Linked DNA regions of Homo sapiens: all the other regions are linked to region 1. Evidence: chromatin contacts called from ENCODE Hi-C or POLR2A ChIA-PET data. All regions are on one chromosome and are shown on one strand. The core of a region is the stretch at or near the end of the contact, and the rest is flanking DNA. Distances in the headings are between cores, read along the strand shown.

Region 1 (3,628 bases), core at 1-2,500:
CACCAGGGAGGACGCAGCCATGCGTGGACAGGCTTGGAAGCCTTGGGGTGGCCAGATGGCCCAACCCGGGCTGTCACTCTTCCACCCCTCACAGCCACTTTTGGACTTTTGGGTCTAAAGAGACAAAGGCTAGCCGAGAGCCGCCCCTGCCACCCTGAAGGCCCAGCCCAGGCCAGTGGGTCCTCTGGGGAGGGAGGTGGGGGTCACCCACATCCACCCCCCACCCATCATGGAATAAACACCCTCAGTCTGGCCCGCTCAGACACCGGGTGAGGATGTTAACTGGAATCACCTTTCTGGAGACCAATGTGGCAGTATCAAGCGGCTTCCAGATGCATTCTCACTGACCCGGTCATTCCATTTCTAAGGTTTTACCTTAAGGAAATGATCTCTCTATCTTCATTAATAATGGCAAAACGTTGGAGACAACCTAGAGGCCCGGAGATCCGGGACAAGCGAAGGGAGTTACAGCCCTGTCTCTACGCCGGTGCGCCCTGTGTGTTATAGCGGTTATGTAGCTACACAGAAAGGTTTTCCTGACATATAAATTGAAAACGCAAGTTACAAAACAGCACGTACTGCCCATTTGCAAGTTGAAATAGCCATGTGTGTTTCTCCCCAAAACAGAGTATCCGCACTGGGCGTGGTGGCTCTCGCCTGTAATCCCAGCACTTTGAGAGGCCGTGGCTGGCGGATCAACTGAGGTAGGGAGTTCGAGACCAGCCTGACCAACATGGAGAAACCCCATCTCTACTAAAAATACAAAATTAGCTGGGCGTGGTGGCGCACACCTGTAGTCCCAGCTACTCGGGAGACTGAGGCAGGAGAATCCCTTGAACCTGGGAGGCGGAGGTTGCAGTGAGCCTAGATCGCGCCACGCGCCTCTACACTCCAGCCTGAGCAACAAGAGCGAAACTCTGTCTCAAAACAAAACAAAACAAAACAAAAAAACAAAGTATGCACAAAGATGATCTCAGAGGTCACCTTTGGAACGATGGGGGTATTTTTTTATTTGTGTATTGAGTACTTTACTGCCTTATGTAAGTTTCAGCAAACACCTATTACTGTTTGGACCAGTACCTCTTGTTTCTCAAAACGCTGTCGGGGCCACGGGCGGGACCCGGACGGGGCAGGGAGGGGGCGGGGCTACAGCAGGGCGGGGCTACAGCAGGGCGGGGCTACGGCGGGGCGGGGCCGGCGCCAGGCGCATGCGCTCACCCTCGTCGATGCTCCAGCCAGGCCAGCTCCGCGAGCGTTTTCTCCTGGAGCGCCATCTCTCGCAGGCGCAGCAGCGCGGCCTGGTGCTGTGCTCGCAGCTCCTCCTCCCGCAGGCTCCGCTCCAGCATCTGCAGCTTGAAGCGGCCCAAGGCCCCTAAAGCTCTGGGTTCGGTGCTTCCGGGCCTCGCGGGGCTCCAGTAGGGTGGGCCGCGTCACCGCCTAGCTTCTAGACCGCTCCCAGCACAGGCCACCGCCTCCGAGAAGCCCTCTCGGACTGCCCGCCCCTCCCATCCCCCTATGCCGCCCTCGCTTCCCCGACTGTGAGCTGGCGGGGCAGGCAGGATCTTTAGCATCTCGGCCTCACCACCAGCCCTGATCCAGGAAGCCCAGGCCACCTGCCCTAAAATATACAACCTGGGCGGGGGCTAACCCTGCCCAAAGCACCATGTTGAAATGCCTGCCCCCCTCTGTCACCCAGGGCGGGAGGAACGGGCTTGGGTAGCTGTCAGCTGGAAGAGCGGGTGACGCGATCGCCGGAAGAACCTCCCAACCCAGGACCTGCCTTGGCCCTTCTTAGTGGAAGGACAGTTGGGTCCGGGGCCCACTACCAGGGCCGTGCTGGGTCCTGAAATTGTGCCTCTCCCCCAGGGGACCTCTCCACGTACCTGGTGGGTGGGGTTGTCCGGAGGGAAGAACTTGGCCAGGGGAAGCTGGGAGAGGGCTCCGTCAGGGCCCTCCACCTCTGAGGAAGGAAGCGCCATGGTTGGGTCATGTAGGGGGTCTGAGTGCCCCGTGTCAGGGGCCATTTCTACCGGAGGGCCTCATAAAAGTAGGAGGTCTAGGGCAGTTTAGTGTCCCCATCCCATCCCGGACACACAGGGCTTCACGCAGAATCCACAAGACCACGCGGGAAGGGACAGGCAGTCTCTTGATGTGAAGTTGTGGTTTGTGACCCTACTGATCATGGGAAAGACCAGACCAAAAGTAGAGGAAGCTCAGGGAGACAGCCCAGCTGCTCTGCGTCTACAGGCTTCTAAAGGAGGGGAGAGTGAGGCCCAGAGAGGGAGAAGGGCTGTCGGGGTCTAGCACCAAGGAGCTGGCAGGTGACAGCAGATCCCAGATCCCCAGCTGAAGTAGCTGACCTGCTGCCGACCTCTGCTGGCCATGCTTCTGTTCTGAGTGATGGAAAAAGGAGCCTGTACTTCAAGCGATCCTTAAGGACGTTCCCTCCCACCAAAGACAGAGCAAAAGGGACTGGATTTTGGCTTTGCCATCCCATCTGCAACAACTGAAAAAATCACGTAAATACACACACACATGTGTGTTTATATAGAGATATGTGTGTGTATACATATATATATATTTTTTCACACACACATATGAAATAACAGTTTTCCAGGCACTGGACTTGAGGCAACATAGCACAGTGATCCCTGAGAGACAGAAAACAAAGGAGGGGAGGAGACTTGCGATGCTCACGGCTTACTGCCTCAGAGAGTTGCCAGGCTATGGTGAGGGAGGGGAAGCTGGCTGAGCTGGAGGACTCCCTGGGTAGAGGAGACAGCAGAGAGTCTGGGAGGACCAAGGCAGCTGGAGTTTGTGGGGGCAGAGTGTCAGAGAGGAGAGAGTCGCACAGAGAGAGGACCTCTGAGATGTATCAAGTGTCCCTCTGGAGTATTCAGTAGAGAACTGATGGATGAATGCGTGTCAAGAAGCTACCAGATGCTGGGACAGAAGCGTTCCGGGGGACTGGAAGCCTGGTAATGACGCCTGTTTCCAGTAGTCAGGCTGGAGGACCTTAGGACTCCCAGGTCACTGGGCAGGCAGTGTACACAGAACGTTCTTGCCTTGACTGTCGGAAATGATTAGCCCCAGGCTGAGCACTGATCCAGATCGACCTAACACACTATTAATGAAAAGTCTGAAAGGACCAAATTACTTCTAAATAACTGCAGTCCCGAAGAAAGCTTAAGAATGTTTATAGGGGCCAGTGCGGTGGCTCACGCCTGTAATCCCAGCACTTTGGGAGGCCAAGGTGGGTGGATCACGAGGTCAGGAGATGGAGACCATCCTGGCTAACATGGTGAAACCCCGTCTCTACTAAAATACAAAAAATTAGCTGGGCGTGGTGGTGGGCGCCTGTAGTCCCAGGTACTCGGGAGGCTGAGGCAGGGGAATTGCTTGAACCTGGGTGGTAGAGGTTGCAGTGAGCTGAGATTGCGCCACTGCACTCCAGCCTGGCAACAGAGTGAGACTGTCTCAAAAGGAAAAATTAAAAAAAAGGAATGTTTACAAGAATACAAAAATATCTAGCACTCAGCAAGGTAAAATTCACAGGGCCCAGAAGATATGCAAAGAAACCAGAAAAACACAACCAGTAATGAGCAGGATAATTTATTAACAGTATCCC
Region 2 (3,628 bases), core at 474-2,973, 60 kb after region 1:
TGACAGAACCGAGGCTCAGAGAGGGAAAGCAACTTGTGCCAGGTCACACAGCCTCATAGCCCAGCTCGGCCTAACAAAGCCAGAGCCCTCGGGGGTGCAGGTTTCCCCACAAGTTCTGATATAATGTTGGGGCTCTCCCGGCCCAGGGACACAAGCTCCCAGCTCTCTGCATCAAGGAAGGAGACCAGGAGAAGCTCCCCCAGCAATGACAGCTACGAGGCTGCAAATCTCTCCCTCCCTCCACCATTTGTGCAATGTCTTTTGTCCCCACTTCTCTTCACCAGCCTCCCACCACTAACCCAGGGGACCCACAAGGGGCTCACAGTGTTGGTGTGGACCCTCTGTGGGCCTCCTGATGGCAGCAGCGCCTGGGGAAAGAGGGCTGAGCTGAGGCCTGGCACAGGCAGGGCCCCCAGCAGCCCCTGCCCTTACAATGGGATGCTGGCTCAGGTGCCCGAAGCCCAAAGGAGGTGGCCCGGAAGGTTGGAGCTTCAATCGAAGGCCTGTTCTCTGCCCGCAGCCAGGCCCAGGGCTGTGGCAAAGGAGGGTGGTGCCCCAGCCAACACCACTGTCCCTGCCGGCCAGCAGCCACGGCCCCGGCTGGAAGGGAGCAAGGCTCTGCCTGGCTTCTGTGGTCTTTGGGGGAGGGCACGTGGGCCCAGCAGGCAGCTTGCGCTGCGCTCAGGGCACAGATGGTTCTCATTCCCGTTGCCTCCCTTACACAGGAAAAACAAACCAGCCCGGGGCCAACAGACCCCTTTTTAACCTCGTGTTTATTTTCCTTCCCATGCTTGAAAACGCTGACTGTCCTGTGGGCGGCAGCTGCTGAGGGTCTTGCCAGGACGGCACTTTCCTGACCTCAGGGCAGCTCTCCCAGGGAGGGGCTGGGGTGCACGGAGGGGCCCCGAAGGAATGCAGCCCATTTCCTGCTCCTGGACTTCTCCGAGTCATACCCGGGGTCGCAGCTGCCTTTCAAGGGCCTGGAGTCTCCTGACACCACCGGAAGGCCCAGGATGCTGTCGGGGGCAGGACAGAACCCGGGGAGGCCGGCTGTGGGCCTCGCTGGCTGCGGAGAACCCCCCAAGCCATCGGGAGCTGAGGGTGGGTGGAGGGGAAGCCACGTCACACCACATAGGCCCACAGGGCTCCAAGAATTCAGAGGAGGAGGAGGAGGCGGTAGGGGCTGGGGTCCCGGGACCCCGGGTGGGCACAGCCTACTGTGCCACCTGCATCCTCCCTAAGCCTGCACAGTGCCCAGGAGGAAGGAAGGGGCAGGCTGCATCCCCATTCCGGGGGAGCTTGGGAGGGGAATGTGGCCACCCAGGGTCTCAGAGGTGGGGGGCTTACCAACCGTCCCACAGGCCAAGCAGAGCCTGTATTTGTCATCGGTGCCCCAGGTTTCTCTAAAGCAGGCAGACAGCATCCCCACGGCCTGCGCCCCATGGCCCAAGGCAGAAGTTTGGAGAAGGGGGCAAAGCCACGTTGGGGCTGCACAGAAGAGGAGGGTAGGACCCCCGAGGCGTAGGGCGCCCACCAAGAAAGGCAAGGAGGCCTCAGCAGCCCCTCCCCACGTGGGTGAGGCTGCGGGGCTCACCAGGCGGCCTGTGGATGAAAGGAGCCCAGAGGCCAGTGTGGCTGCACTGTGACCCAGGGACCCCCGCGGGCCCTCAGAAGTCCCCAGGGGACCAGCAGCAAGGCCAGGCCCAGGCCCTCTCCCCTGCATTCCCTGGGGTGGGGTGGGCTGGGGCCCACACCCCCTCCCCCCTCCCCCCTCCCCGGGGACTGCCCGCCTCACGGCGCCCCTCCCCCCGCGTCCGCCCCGCCCCCCGCAGAGGGAGGCACGCGGCGGTGGCCGCCCGGTCCGCGCCCCCTCCCCGCGCGGGCGGCGGTGACATCACGGCCACGGCGGCGGGAGGGGCGGCGGCGCCCCGCGCACATCACTTCCTCGGCGCCTCCCCGGGGGAGGACGGGCGAACGAGGCGCGGACGGACAGGCGGACAGCAGGGCGGACAGCAGGGAGGACAGCAGGGCGGGCAGGGGGCGGACGGCCACGGCGCGGGGGGCGCTCCCGGCTCCCGCTCCCGCGTCCCCGACCCATGGCGGGCCCGGCCCCGCCCGCGGCCGACGAGCTCCCGGGCCCGGCCGCCAGGCGCCTCTACTCCAGGTAGGACGGGCCGGGGCCGGGGCCGGGGCCGGGGCTGGGACCGGACCGGGCCGGGTCGGGACGCGGGGGAGGCTGCAGTTGGGAACAAAGGCAGCTCTCGCGGGCGCGCAGCGTGGCTGAGGACGCGCCCCTCCCTCCAGGCCGAGCCCAGCCCGGCGTGTGCCCGCGTGGGCGTCCCCTGAAGCCCTCTTTCCCCCAAGCCAAGGGGAAGGGGGTGGGGGGCCGGGGGGCTGGAGGCGGGGTGGGCAGCTTCTCCAGCCTCACTCCCCTGGCACCTGGCAGGGGCACCGTGGGGTGCTTCCCTCCCAAGCCTGGCCCTGCCATGCCCGGGGCACTCAGGGGCATCATGGCCAAAGAGACCTGGCTGCTCTGGATGGGGCTCTGCCCCTCACCAGCCCTCCACGAGCCCAGTGGGATCCAGCTGGGTTGGAAGGGAGCCAGCCAGGTGGGTGTGTACCTGCCTGAAAAGGCATCTACTCTCCGGGCACATTCCTGGGTGATCCCAGTGACTGGGCTCTGTGCCCCACGCCTTTGGGGATGACAGGGTGGCCCTGCCCCAGGTGGCATGCCTGCCTGGTGACTCCCAATGTCCCCCCAGGGGCTGCCCTGGGCCCAGCCGGGCAGGTGCCTGGAGCCCCAAGCAAGGCTGGGTGGTACCAGGCCTCAGGCAGAGCCACACGAGCGTGAGGTCCAGGCAGGGGCTTGCGAATGGGTGGCAGCCGTCAGAGGCAGGCCTGGCTCCCCAGAGCGAGGGACACTATTGTCCTCTGGACATCCCTAAAACCTGGTGACCTCCCTGATAGGGGTCCCAGCAGCTGATCCCGGGGGGCGCCTAGCCTGGCCCCCAAGGATTCTCTGGCCCCAGCCAAGCAGCAAGCCTCTGCCTGGGGCACCCGAAATGAGGTACTGGTGGCGGCACGGCGGACAGAGGCCTTGCTGCCTCCGGTCTGCTCTCTGCTTTGGTCCCAGACACAGCCCCATTGTGCCGTCCTGGATGGAGCGCTGAGCCCCTAGCCTGGCTCCTGGGCCCCACGCAGGGGAGGGGCGTGAGGGTGATTTTGCTGGCAGCTGCTGCCAGGGGCCTGCCCTAAAGGATTTTCAAGGGTTTCCTCCGCTGATCTGATCGGCTGTGCAGGGCCGCATGTGCTCCAGGGCGGCCGTGCTGTGAGGGGGATGGATAGCAGCCCTGGCTGGAGTGAGTTTGAGTGTGAGTGTGTGGAGCTGTGAGAGAGTGTGTGTGTGGAGCTGTGAGAGACGGGTGTCCAAGACCTTAGCCTTGGGTGAGGCCTGCACAGCTGACCATAGAGTTGGGCATTCTCCAGGCTACAGCTAGAAGCCTGGGGTCCCCTGGGGACACGCCAGGCAGGAGCCAGCCCCTGGCAGGGGCAGTGCTCAGGGGGACCACTCAGAGAGACCCCAGACCCAGCCTTGCATCCCCCTAAGCAGGGAGTCCAGTTGAGCTCC
Region 3 (3,628 bases), core at 669-3,168, 42 kb before region 1:
GCCCCCTCTTAGTTTCAAACCTAGGGTTAGGCCACCTTCTGAACCCCTCCCACCGCCAAGCTCATTCATCCTAACAGTCTTCTCCAGACACCAGTGACTTTGCTGAGTAACATTAACTAAGCTTCTGATAATGAACAAGACCTAAAGCCACAGACAGGACACGAGATGCCGACACAGTGACCGGCACCTGCAAATCTCATCACAGATCCACCGCCAACCCCAATCACACCACGTGTGACACCTGGAGCCCACGCAGAGGCCGTACCTCCCGTCCAAGGTAGGAGCTGTTGCTTTCAAAGACAATAGCCACGTAATGGCTGCCACGGTTGTCAAGAAGGGAAAGAACATCACTGGGCCTTTCAAGAGGAAAAAAAGAGGCTTTTAGTGCCGTCAACAGCAGCGAGTTGGCCACCACATCCCAGTGGCCACATCACTTAATAGAAACCTATTACGTTTCTTGCACAGTTCAACACGAGTCTAACGGCCGCCTTCTTCATGGAGCTACTCACTGAATGGGGTCTAGGCGCGGGCAGGCAGGGGGCCGGCTTCCTTCCGTGTGGTTCTGCAGGAAGTCAATCATCGTCTGTCTGACTGTTCGCAGCTCTCGGTCAGGTCCTGCCGGAAGCACACCAGGGTCAGAGCTGTGTGTGCGGCTGTCCTCGTGGGGCAGGCATACACCCAGGGACAGCAGCCCCGTCCCAGCCTGGGGCCCAAAGACAGCAGGGTGCAGGTGGCAGCAACATGTGCAATCCCAATGGGTGTGCCCAATGCCACCCACAGGCGTGGTACAGACAGCGCTGGATTCACACAACTGGAGACCACACAGCAATGACACAAGCATGGGTGGGCCACAGGGACAGGCAACAGAGGCAGATGGCAAGACACGGCACTGCGAGGAGCAGGCCAGGCGGCTCCACTGGGTCACTCACAGGCAGAGCCCCCCCAGGGCGCGGCGAGGAGCAGGCCAGGCAGCTCCACCGGGTCCCTCACAGGCAGAGCCCCCCAGGGTGTGGCCTGCGGGGTCTGATCACACTCTGGGCGATGCTCGGCTGGGTGGGATCATTTGTAAAAATTCATCGGGTGGGTACATGTGATCTGTGCACATCTCCAAATATTTTTACAATAAAAAATTTACTCTGAAAAAGTTTTTACTACAATATTTGCCAAGCAAGGCAAAGCACAAAATTAAAATTTCTCTTTGAAACTATTAATATCTGAACTCTTAAGGGAAAGCAGGCAGGAAGGTCAGCAGAGGGAAAGGTGCTGACCCAGGCTGGGAGCTCCCCAGGCTCTGGGACCGTGTGTCTTTAGCAGGTTTATGAGGGGAATCTCAGGGACTAAAATACAATGCTTATGTCCTTACCTTTAAAATTTTCTCCAGTTGTAAACTCCTTTGTAAATGCTTTAAAATACTAAGAGGAAAAACACAGAACAAGTAAGAGGCAGCCTTCCATGGGCATCTGCATGTGTTTAAGCAACAAAACGCCCGTCACCTTAGAGGGAGCTTTACTCAATTTCCTTCGGAAAGTTTTCATAAATTAATGACAAACCACACGCTTCTCCTTGTCTTTGTGCATATTAATGTTTCCTGTCAGATTTACGAGGGGGCTAAGGTTAGCTCCAATCAGCATTCCCATCATTTACATTTTCTGACCCAACAGGGCTAGAAGCAAGACAGTTCAACTGGGCTGGAATCATAAAAGACACCGCTCTCTGGGACTTGGTAGTGAGCCTATGTCTTAATGGTTAGCTGTAGCGTTAGCTGTGACAACACGGAGGATGTGCAGGAGGAGGAGACACCACGCAGTATCTCTGAGTGGATGATTAGGTTCTTATGTTAACATTAAAAACTTTCTTCATCAAAGGGTACGTTAGAGACAGCGACGAGACAAGGTTACATGATGGCGGAGATGAGGTCGGTAAGAAAAGCACTGGCCAGCTAAGAGGGAAACGTGCAGATGACAGGAAGACACTTCACCCATGACACCCACGGCCCACAAAGCCAGATGTGCTGGCACTGCAGCCGCCAGGGAAATGCAAACGAAGCCGCCAGTGCTTCCTGCTGCACTGGTCCCTGGGCGAGCACAAAACTGCCTGACACTGCTGGCCCTGCAGGTCTGTTGTGCACAGACCCGGTTCGCGGCCCAGTGGCTTCTCTCCCAGCCTCAGCTCTCCCCTTGCCCGGGAAGGCGCACAGCAGCGCCGTTCAAAGCCACCAAAGCCTGGAAGAGCCCACACACCTGGCAACGGGGGGCTCTGGTTCTCAGAGTGACGTCACTGGACAATCCCATCCAATGAGCATCGTAGTGGATCTGGGCAATGTCCCATTAAGTAACAGAAAGAGGGCCCGAAAGTTTACATACAGCACAGTGTGAACTGTGTCTGAAGCAAAATCAAAATACAACAGGAAGCCATGCTGACGTAATCACACGCAGAGGCAGGCAAGCAAGTGTGCGACACAGGCCCCGAGAGGCCCTGGGGCAGGGCTGACACCGGTGCCGCCCAGCGTGGCACCTGTTAGGGCAGGACCACAGGTGCTGCCAGCACAGTGAAAACAACAGCCCCCAAAATACAAGCGAAGCCACCATGACATGACACCACACCACACAGCAAGGCACCAGGGCTGACAAGGACGGAGTTTTACTCAAATTGACAAAGCTTCCCAGGAAGTGGGCCCAAGGCGCCCACGTTTCTGGAGATGTCCATGTCAAGGCACGCAGGAGGCAGTGGCACCCGCAGGTACACACATGCTATGCACGGGCCTGCAACAGGGTCACAGGTACCTCCGCCCCCTAGTGGGAGCAATGGGCACAGCCTTGTCTGCAGGGCTGACTTTGGCTGGGGAAGGCAGAGGCCCTGTGCCTGTGTGTGCGTGTGTGTGTGCATGAGTGTGCATGTGTGAGAGCCCCATGGTACACGGACCACACGCGTGGCTTCAGGCTGGGGTGCCAGCCCTCGCAGTCCTGGTCTCCTTGCGCCCCCTGGCCGTGCAGGCTGCAGGGGGTCTTTTCACGCATCCCCTCCATGTGACCGGGTCTGTGTGAGCGTGGACAGTCCCACAGACACTTCCACAGCACAACAGGGTGGAACAAGAGCTGCCCCCACCAAACATCAGCTCCTACAATTCCTACGAAGTTCCAAGGAGAGAGCCAGAGAAGCCGAAAACACAGGCACTATGATGTGGCGAATTTCAACAGACAAGCAGCCGCGTGATGCTCACCTGGAAGGTGGGGTAGAAGGTGAATTTCAACGGACAAGCAGCCGCGTGATACTCACCCGGAAGGTGGGGTAGAAGTGGATGTCGTAGTCATGGCACACGGCCTGGTTCTTCTCTTCCATGCAGTCCAGAGCTGCGACGCGAATGGCACTGGCCCAGTCTGAAAAGCAGGAGCATGACCTTCAGTGTGGTGAGCACTGGACTCCCGGGAAGCCCAGGACCCAGCAGTCCCCACTCCAGGCTGCGGCCACCTGCGAGACCAGCCCACCTGCCCCCTCTAGGTCATCAGTTAGGCCCTCATCACACAGAGCGTCTATGTGGAGCTAGGAGAGAGAACTCCACCAACAGCACGATGCCTCTCCTACCACAGATAGTCACAGAACAAGCGGATTTGTGCTGAACCTGCACATC
Region 4 (3,628 bases), core at 709-3,208, 37 kb after region 1:
CAATGAGATTGCACCATACTCCAGCCTGGGTGACAGAGCGAGACTCCATCTCAAAAAAATAAAAAATAAATGTAAAATTAAAGGAGGAAAACATCTTCCCTGTTTTCTTAGGAAAAGAGTTAAATACCTGGACACAGAGAATCCACAGGACTGGCTCTCAACATCACTCCAAGAGGGAAGCCGTTTCCAAACTTCTTTAGTTACCCCTCCCACCCCTCACCCTTCCAAGGACAAGACCCCCCCACCACACTCCCACCCCCTGTCCCTGCAGGAGGGAAGCTGCCAGACTTTCCAAATCCCAGGCTGACTTTTTAGGGCGCTCCTGACCTAAGCCCCCACAAATCTGACCATGCAGCCCCCCAAGGCTACAGGGACAAAGGCACAGACTCTAGGTCCAGGGACCAGGCCCCCTCTTCCAGTGCCACAGGCCCTGTGTGCCCCTCCCTCCTGGGCGCTGGCATCTCCACCGCTCCTCTGTCGTCTCCAGGGAGGGATCCTCATCATGGACCCAGCTCAGAAGCACCCCTTCATGACTCCTAATCCCCACCCTGGGGGCACGCTGCATACACCCGGCTGGCCCCCACCACGTGTCCAGCACAGCCCGATCCTGCCCGCTTTCCACCCTCCCGACAGCCTCGCAGCCCTCCTGCCCCTCTCTGGCAAAGTGGCCACTGACCTGAGCATTCAGGGGCTGGAGGGGGATTTTTTGCCTCTTGGCCTTTCCTCCTAAGCATCAGCGTGGAGGCTTTGTGGAGTCTGGAGGCGCTGGAGGGGGCTGAGGTGCCCAGGGACGCACAGCTCCCCTGCTGCCACGCCTGGGCCCGGATCTTGTCTCTCAGCTGCTCCAGCCGCGCGTCACTCTTTCTGGGCCTCTGCTGGGGCCCCAACACCTGGGGTGGCCTCTCCTTCCAAGACACACACACGTCGTGGCCCCCCGAAGAGCACGAGAGGCGGCCCGATGACACCGAGCTGTCCCCATCCCTAGCCTCCGGGCCTGTGGACCACATGGGCAGGCTGCACGCCTTCCCCCAGGGTCCTGGTTCCTTGAGGTCGTCAGACCCGACCACGTGGGGAGCTGCCCAGGGTGGGTCTGGCTGCTGGGAGGGCCCGGGCCACCTCAGGGCTGCCACGTCATCCTCAGCTGCAGGTGCGCAGAGCCTGGGAGGGAACGGCAGACATGCCGGTCAGACATGCAGGCGCAGAGGTGCCGAGCAGAGCCGCTCAGACTGGCCCCACCTCCCCGGGCATTCCTGCTCCACAGACTGGAGGTGGAAAGGAGGGCCTGGAATACACCCCACCTGGAGGACAGCCCCGGCATTCTCTCTCAAGCCCTGACCACACCCCTCTGAGGTAGGTAATGTGATCGGCCCGATTTACAGATGGAGAAACTGAGTCTCAGAGAGGCCGGGCTGCCTGCCCAAAGGCACGTGCAGAGGCAGGCACGTCACTCTGACCCCACGCCCTTGTACCTCCCACAGAGCCGCTGCCTCCAGCGGCAGGCATGGCACCTGCCAGCAGTGCAGCCCCCCGCCTAAGTCCACGCAGATGCTACCTGGGCTTGGCAACAGCCTTCCAGTCGGCTGCTCTCCCTGGGGCCCCATGGGAGAAGGGGCCCTGCCTCTGGCTGTTCTTGTGGCAGGGCTGAGGTGTGTCCCCCAGGCAGGTGGGCGGCGTGCCCACGACCAGGGTCGGCATGGCCGCGGGGCTGAGGGGAGAGCAGGTGCAAGGTCAACCTGGCCCGCCCTGCCTGGGGTCGCTGCTGCCTTCACATGGCGGCTTCGAGGCCTGCAGCCCCACCTATGACCCTGCCCGGGATGGGCTGGCCACTGCCTGGCTCCGGATGCCCGCCTGCGCCGGTCCCCTGGCCCACGATGGAAACCCTCAGGTGGGTCATTGAAACTGGGCTGGCACGGTGGGCAGCCCGGCCCTGGGCTGGCCACAGCTGGGGGCCTTCCTAATGAGCTGTCTCTTGGTGGGGTGGGGGAGAGTTCCGGCTGGCCCCGTGACAGCATAATAACCTTGTCACTCAGCGACAGAGCCTCTGGCCTTCAGCTCCTGATGGGGCTCTCAGCGGTGCCCCACCCAGTCCGCCCAGGCCCAGAATGACATGCAGGGAGGGAATGGGGCCGGGCTGGGCTTGTGGGGTCAGTGTTGGGCAAGTTTCTGGTTGGTGGGGGCGGGGCCTAACCCCAGGTCAGGGTTAGGTTCAATTCAGTCTGAGGCACAGAGGTCCCAGCAGCTGTGGGGCCCAGCCCAGACATCCCAACAGAAACACATCAGCCACCATCTCTCAGTTCCATGGGGCTGGGCAGGGGAAGGGGCGCTGGCTTCTGGGCTCACCCTGGTGCAGGCCAGAAGACACCCTTTGCCCACAGTGACAGTGGCAGAGATGCCAGGTGCTGCCCCAGGTCAGGAGCCCCCGCTGGCCTCCTCGGACCCTGCACATCCCAGTGGGTCCGTGACACGGCAGTGTGGTGGGGAGGACATGGCTCTGCAGTCCCTGAGGGGAACTCAGACTCAGATCCCAGTTCCCTCCCAGCTCCTTCCCCACCCCCACTGGCAGTGCCACCTTGGAGCCTGGGGACCACCCCCTCCCCCAATGCTCACCATTGTGAGCCCCTGGTGAGTCCATCCCCGCGGGAGGTGGCAGTGGCACGGAGCTGCGATGATCATGAGCACGGATTTGTTCCAGGAATGGCCCTTAAGTTGACCCTTCCCAAGTGGCCCCAGAGAAGGGAGGTCTGCGCGAAAGACCTCTTAAGTCTAGGAAGGCACGAAGGATGGAGGGCCCTCCTCCAGGCTCACGCTATAGAACCTGTCCTCTGGAACCGCCAGGCAAACGCCTGGAGACACCGCCCAAGCCCAGCCCCACATAGGCACGGGGCCCAGGGGAGATTCCAAGCCAAACGGGGCCCTGGCTGCCGGCAGGCACAGCCACGGGCATCCAGGGCACAGAGGCTGAGCCACCAGCAGCCTCGGAGGGGAGGGAGAGAGGAGCCATCCAAAGACAGGCAGGCCCTGCGTATAATGTGAGGTGCGGCCACCTCCAGCCCCACCTGGCCTGTCTGCACCCTCCTAGCGCCAGGGCATGAGCCCTTTCCTGTGATGAGGCAGGGACAAGGATGAGCCTCGGGCTGTTACACCCTGGGGAACATGTCTGGGATGTTACAGGGAGCTTCAGGGAACCAGCGGTGTGACCACAGGGTCCCCCCACCCTCGGAGCCTGAACGGCTCTCAGGCACCCAGAAGGCAGCTCCACTTCCAGCCCCCTTCCATTCCTACAGAGCCTCGCCCTGCCCAGGGACCCCTCTGCAGCCTCTGCTTCCCAGGGCCATCCGAGTGGTGCACAGGCCTGGCCCCCCTGCTGACGGGTTGCCACCTCCCTGCCAGGCCTTCAGGCTCCCAAATCAGCTGTGGTCCTGGGCTCTCAGCCCTGCTCCCATGAAGGGACAGGGGCAGGGTCCTCCTGAGCAGAAGAGGCCAAGTCTGGTGGCTCCCTTTCTCCCATGAGCAGGAAAACCACCCAGCCACTCAGCAGCTGCCTGGAGGCTCTGGAAGAAGGTGCATCATAAATGCGTGGAAATGCGTCGCTGTGACTGGGAACAAAATCATGACAGCAAATGCCTGG

The links. A loop is a pair of places that touch in the nucleus more often than their neighbours do. ChIA-PET counts read pairs that join two places held with the same protein, here RNA polymerase II (POLR2A). Pooled maps may share reads with other maps.
Region 2: a loop to region 1 is called in a pooled map, with 6 times the contacts of the local background. The contact joins the promoter of DKFZP434A062 here to the enhancer-like site in region 1. A Hi-C loop is called at or near these places in 1 of 168 maps with a recorded cell type or tissue (posterior vena cava) and 7 of 50 pooled maps. POLR2A ChIA-PET finds 5 or more read pairs at or near these places in 2 of 52 experiments (B cell and HEK293).
Region 3: a map of B cell shows a loop between it and region 1 (13-fold over the local background). The contact joins two enhancer-like sites. A Hi-C loop is called at or near these places in 3 of 168 maps with a recorded cell type or tissue (B cell, OCI-LY7 and naive thymus-derived CD4-positive, alpha-beta T cell), 13 of 37 single-sample maps with no recorded cell type and 14 of 50 pooled maps. POLR2A ChIA-PET finds 5 or more read pairs at or near these places in 8 of 52 experiments (B cell, CD4-positive, alpha-beta memory T cell, H1 and 5 more).
Region 4: a pooled map shows a loop between it and region 1 (2.1-fold over the local background). The contact joins the promoter of CCDC187 here to the enhancer-like site in region 1. A Hi-C loop is called at or near these places in 1 of 37 single-sample maps with no recorded cell type and 1 of 50 pooled maps. POLR2A ChIA-PET finds 5 or more read pairs at or near these places in 3 of 52 experiments (A673, HEK293T and HepG2).

The regions. Positions count from the first base shown.
Region 1 is chr9:136,266,166-136,269,793 of GRCh38, forward strand. It overlaps CCDC187 (coiled-coil domain containing 187), which reads right to left. Exons shown (of 26, transcript NM_001378188.1): 15 at 1,884-1,960; 16 at 1,219-1,346. Among named protein-coding and RNA genes, the nearest start is that of QSOX2, 22 kb to the left of the region's middle. RefSeq lists silencers at 1,072-1,231, 1,296-1,671 and an enhancer at 1,472-1,541. Within about 2 kb of position 1,251, at least 13 of the 41 ENCODE cell types and tissues checked have a DNase peak (open chromatin) inside an H3K27ac peak, as active enhancers do.
Region 2 is chr9:136,325,600-136,329,227 of GRCh38, forward strand. DKFZP434A062 (a long non-coding RNA gene) reads right to left here and starts at 1,724. Exons shown (of 1, transcript NR_026964.3): 1 at 1-1,724. It overlaps GPSM1 (G protein signaling modulator 1), which reads left to right and starts at 1,940. Exons shown (of 14, transcript NM_001145638.3): 1 at 1,940-2,164. The coding sequence starts at 2,097. RefSeq lists a silencer at 774-1,068 and enhancers at 2,102-2,631, 2,632-3,160.
Region 3 is chr9:136,223,498-136,227,125 of GRCh38, forward strand. QSOX2 (quiescin sulfhydryl oxidase 2) reads right to left here. Exons shown (of 12, transcript NM_181701.4): 2 at 3,277-3,377; 3 at 1,364-1,412; 4 at 510-615; 5 at 266-356. Among named protein-coding and RNA genes, the nearest start is that of LHX3, 20 kb to the left of the region's middle. RefSeq lists enhancers at 1,888-1,937, 2,118-2,197, 2,328-2,547. Within about 2 kb of position 1,919, at least 8 of the 41 ENCODE cell types and tissues checked have a DNase peak (open chromatin) inside an H3K27ac peak, as active enhancers do.
Region 4 is chr9:136,302,136-136,305,763 of GRCh38, forward strand. CCDC187 (coiled-coil domain containing 187) reads right to left here and starts at 1,959. Exons shown (of 26, transcript NM_001378188.1): 1 at 1,553-1,959; 2 at 677-1,158. The coding sequence starts at 1,695.